Regions from separate parts of the Homo sapiens genome. Here region 2 is linked to region 1. Evidence: chromatin loops called from intact Hi-C (ENCODE). Cell type or tissue: B cell. All regions are shown on one strand.

Evidence for each region. Peaks named below come from ENCODE experiments on the same cell type or tissue, not always from the same donor. Only the 100,000 strongest peaks of a DNase experiment are listed, where the experiment ranks them.
Region 2: it touches region 1 in a loop (3-fold over the local background); 3 of 110 quality-filtered maps call a loop at or near these places.

Annotation. Positions count from the first base shown.
Region 1 is chr11:72,039,908-72,042,407 of GRCh38, forward strand. All of the region lies in intron 2 of NUMA1 (nuclear mitotic apparatus protein 1), which reads right to left. Among named protein-coding and RNA genes, the nearest start is that of NUMA1-AS1, 27 kb to the left of the region's middle. RefSeq lists enhancers at 326-405, 886-1,671, 1,672-2,455, 1,906-1,955, 2,046-2,125. In B cell, no CTCF peak of the experiment used is centred here; DNase peaks (open chromatin) are centred at 1,024, 1,304, 1,734, 1,954 and 1 weaker place; H3K4me3 peaks cover 2,500 bases; H3K27ac peaks cover 2,500 bases.
Region 2 is chr11:71,990,616-71,993,115 of GRCh38, forward strand. It overlaps RNF121 (ring finger protein 121), which reads left to right. Exons shown (of 9, transcript NM_018320.5): 6 at 1-102. Among named protein-coding and RNA genes, the nearest start is that of IL18BP, 7.0 kb to the right of the region's middle. RefSeq lists enhancers at 892-941, 1,122-1,181. In B cell, no CTCF peak of the experiment used is centred here; a DNase peak (open chromatin) is centred at 1,086; H3K27ac peaks cover 951 bases.

The DNA of each region.
Region 1 (2,500 bases):
CGAGATCTCACCTGGCAGGTTACCCAGAGGGGCCAAGCCACCTTGCCCTAGGCTAATAAGCTATAAAAACAGCATAGGAAATACTTTGCTGGTACATCCCCTGCCTCTGAGAAGATAAAAGGCAAGAGGACCAGTGGCTCCAAGAGACGCCATACAGAGAAAAACAATCTTTCTCAATTCCTGGGGAGTCCTGGGTAGACCGTCTGGTCCAAGTCCAAAGAGTTTCCTGAGGTCGGGGCAAACCAGTTTGGTCCATCTAAAGGGACTAGCTTGGGCTGAAGCCTCCTCTTCACACAGACCACTCCATCTTTGTAGCCTAGAGTTTGGCACAGAACCCCAAAGCCCTGGAGAGGAACAAGGGAGGGATTACAGAGGAAACCAAGCTTCTCTGGTTTCTTCAAAAGTGGCTTACAGATGTCTGCCCCTTCTCCCCGTTCTCTGGAGGGTCCAGATCAGGATGATGGCAAAAGAGCTGCAATCAGGAACCAGACCTGCAACCAGGCCTGCAGCCATGTATTGTACTGGGGCGCGTACACATACACACACACACACACACACACACACACACACACACACACACACACACACACACACACACACACACTGACCTGGGCCCCCCACCACTATATTCACACACCCTGGTCCCTATCAGCTGACAAAATGAACCTTTTTTCACTGCCCACCACCGTGCACACACCCACGGCCTCACGCAGAAATGGTGAAGCCCTCTCCTGAGCTGTCTCTACAGCTCAACGTGCAGGCAAACACGCTTTCCTTCTCTGAACAAAAACATGCTGACATCTACGCAAGGGGGAAAGAAAGCAACCCTTTGCTCTGAAAGGCGCCAACTCCCGGATGTTGGCAAGCTCTGCTCCACAGCGCCTGTTTCTGAGTATGTTTACTTGCTCTCCCTCTTCTCTCCCTCCCCTTTAAGGATGGCGCAGGAAAGGGAGGTGAGGGGGGAGAATCCACCCCACCCCCTCGTCCATGTTTGAACAAAAACCCAGAGAAAGAGTGAGGGAGAAAAAGTCTCGGTGCGGGGGGGCCTTACCAGACTCCTAAAGCCAAACGTATCTACAGGTTTTAATCCGCCATTAGCATTTAAATCTTGAAAGGAGAGGAGGAAGGGGGGGCCAGTGGAAAGTAACCCCACACACAAAAGAAAAGTTGTTGGTTTTCTTCTCAGTCTGCCTGGCAGGAGCGATCTTCCTGGCTGACAGCCAGAAGTGCGTCACAGCCAGGAGTCTGCTTTCTTTAAAGGCACAGCAAGCTTCCCCGATCTGGGAGCGACAGCAAGCAGGGGACTCTCAGTGGGGGTGGGGCCCAGAGGGAGGGGGTGCACTGGAGAGGAGGGGCTGCAAAGGGGAAGGCTGGAGGCTTGGTCCACGAACAAGAAAAGCAGGACGAATGGGGGCGGCGGGTTGAGGGTGAAGGCACAAGCAGGCAGGCAAAATTACTGAACTCCAACAGCAGCAAGAGCCAAGGCAAACTGTGGCATAAACACACAAAACACATCTTACAGTGGCCTGCCTGACAAACTGGGATCAACCGGACACTCCCCCTTCGCTCTGTTTTCCACCCAGAGTTTAAGGCAGCAGTAATAATCTGTCCATCTCTCTGGACAGCAATGGAAGGGTAGGACAAGGGCTGTCCTGATAATTAGATCAGCCCCTGCCTGGCGGACCGCAGGGCAAGGAGGAAGACCCGGGAACAGAGGCTTTGAAGAACAAGCAACATGCAGGCCCTCTGATCGGGGGCACCTTCCTGCCGGCCCCAGGGCAGGCTGTGTCTTTAAGTACAACCATGCCACTCACACACAAAGCGCCCTGCCACCTTCCATGGGCACCGCCTGCCCTGCTCTGGGACACGGCCACCCACTAAATCCATTCCCCGAGGGAATCTCTCCAGCCCATACCTTCTGCGTGGCAAGGCCAGGATGCCGTGCTGTGCCCGCTCCTCCCCCTCCGCCACCCAAACAAGAAGCCCAGGCAGATTCTGGCCCTGGAGTACAGGCCTGCGCTGTCCTGTGCTGCGTGCTATTGTCGGCTGTGGAATGGCCGCCAAAATCCCAGCTGTGCTGCCAGAACCTAATCCCCTGTTCCGCTGAGCATTTATGGGGAGGGGCTGAGGGGCCAAGGCACGAGACCGAGTACGCCAGGCACTGGCTGCAGCCCTTAACAGACGCAGGCACGGGGACTTGTAGACTCTGCTTCTCCTACATGGCTGAAAACAAAAGATGTCTGACTCTTAGAAGACAAAATCACAGCATTTCCCCCCACTGAATAGCGAACTTCACCAAGGCTGAAAGGGAAGCCCACCAGATGGTCAACAGGCACCCCCTAATCTTATGCCACAAACATTTACTGAGCACCTACTATGTGTAAGGCACTCCTATAGGAAACTGTAGGAAGTATACAAAGATGAATTAAGCCCAGCATCCGCACTGAGGTAGGTTGTAATTCACAGGAGATAAGAAATATGACTTGAAGATTAATTTCAA
Region 2 (2,500 bases), 49 kb before region 1:
ATGGACTTTGGCATCTCCCTTCTCTTCTATGGCCTCTACTATGGAGTTCTGGAACGGGACTTTGCAGAAATGTGTGCAGACTACATGGCATCTACCATAGGGGTAAGTTCATCCGGGTTCTTAAATACTGCTTCTTGACACCTCCAAATTGCTCAAGTTGATGTCACTTGTTTAATGGAAGAGAAAGGCACTAGGGTGAGATAAGCCACATAAAATCCTTCAAGATGTGCATATGCATGGACATTCCTTCCTTAAAGTTTGGAAAGCAACACAGCCATAAAAAAAGATAAAACCATGTGCGTTGCAGCAACATGCCAGCTGGAGGCCTTTATCATAAGCCAGTTAATGCAGGAACAGAAAACCAAATACTGCATGTTCTTACTTATAAGTGGGAACTAAACATTGGATATTCATGGACATAAAGATGGCAACAGTAGGCACTGGGGACTACAAGAGGAGGAGGGAGTGGGGACAACGGTTGAAAAACTATCTGTTAGGTAACTGTGCTCATTACATGGGCAACAGGATCATTCGCACCCCAGACCTCAGTATCACGCAGTATGCCCATGTAACAAACCTGCACATGTACCCTCTGAATCTAAAATAAAAGTTGAAATTATTAAAAAAAAAATTAGCCAGATCTCAGATGTACCCTATAATTTTTCTCTTTAGGGCCATTATAGGAAAGAGCCACTTTATCCAGCAGGAAGTTAACATTCATTCAGTAGATACTTTTTAATGCCTGCTATGTGTCTAGACACATAGCTATATGCCAGAATTACAAAAGTGTACAAAAATAAACATGGTTTTTGCCCAGATAAACTTTACTCTTAGGTGGGAGAGATGGCTATTACAGTAACAAACACAGATAAAAATAAAATTACAACTTTAATAAGCATTATGTAGGAAAGGTTCATGATGCTGTAAACACATGTAGTAGTGTCATTTGACCTAGTCTTGGGGCTCAAAGATGGCTTCCTTGAAGAAGTGACTATGGAGCTGACTTGAACAATGAATAGCAGTTAAGTGGATGAAGTGAGAACCAGGCAGAGGAAAGAGCATTCATAAGAGTCCTGTCACGGGAGAAAGTGTGGGTGTTTTTGAGGAACTAAGACCATTGCGGTTGTATGGCCAAGAAGTGCCTGGAGAAGTAGTGACTAGACTAGAAAAAAGCCTGTGGGCCAAATTAAAGATTTTGATTTTTATGCTAAAAATCCTGGGAGGGGCCGGGCACAGTGGCTCACTTTGGGAGGCTGAGGCAGGCAGATTGCTTGAGCCCAGGAGTTCAAGACCAGCCTGAGCACCATAGTGAGACCCCATCTCTACAAAAAAATGAGACAAAAAAAAAAAAAACCTAGCCGGGCGTGGTGGCACATGCCTGTAGTCCCAGCTACTTTGGAGACCAAGGTGGGAAGTCACTTGAGCCTTGCAGTGAGCTTGTTCATGCCACCAAACTCCAGCCTGGGCAACAGAGCAAGACGTTGTCTCTAAATAAGTAAAAATTCACAAAATGTATAATAATCATGCAAAGGCACAACAATAAATGATGGGGCACAAAAGTGCTTAGTCCATATTGGTAATTGTTTTTGAACTGCACAGTGGTAGGAGTTGCTCCTTACAATTTTTACTTTGTGAACTCTTATTCCTTGATTTAACCCACAGCCGCTACAACAACAGCCACTGTCACTTACTGCTTTACCAAAAATTGGGGAAGCTTTCATACTTGCTTTGTTAATCTTTAACTGTATGTGTAAAGCTACACATTTCATTTCAACATTTAATATTAAAAGTGTTTTGAGTCTTTACTTAAGAGACAATTTGGTGTCTCTTAAATAGAGGTTTAGTGATGTCTTTGTGACAGAAATATGACACAGGAACTGAACTCTTGTTTCTATCAATTAGCCTGTGGTAAAATTGGTTTTGTTATATGTCGTTTCATTTAAAGTCACAGTTTCCAAGAAACTGTCAGTGAAGTGAGGACATACTGTATTTGAGAAGTATTTTGGACTTAGATATAGTTTGGTTCTGAAGACTGAAGGGAAAAATACAAAGGAAATATAGGTTTCAAAGCTGAGATTTCTGATTCGGCAACTGCTTGGATGGTAGTACCTTTCACTGAGATAGGAAATGCTGCAAGAGCAGCAGGTGGACATCACGGAGAGATGCTTAAATATGGGTAAATTAACAGCCAATCTGAGAAACGCAAGTAAATATTTCTATTTTTTTTTTCAGAATGGAAATATATCTTTATTGTTTTGCTGTTTATAAAAGTAGTATGTTCTCTTTGTAATTATTTAAACAACACAGAAGTGCTCCCTGTCTCAGTGTCATCCCCCAAGACCCCACCCCAAGAAGGAATATTTCCATCACCTTGGGTAACTTTAATCTAGTACCGTTTAAGGCCAGGGACTTTGTCCCTCAGTATCATGGGAATATTCTAATTTTTTCTCTACTGGATCAAATTGAAAACAGTACATTGGATCACTTTATTGACAGTTTA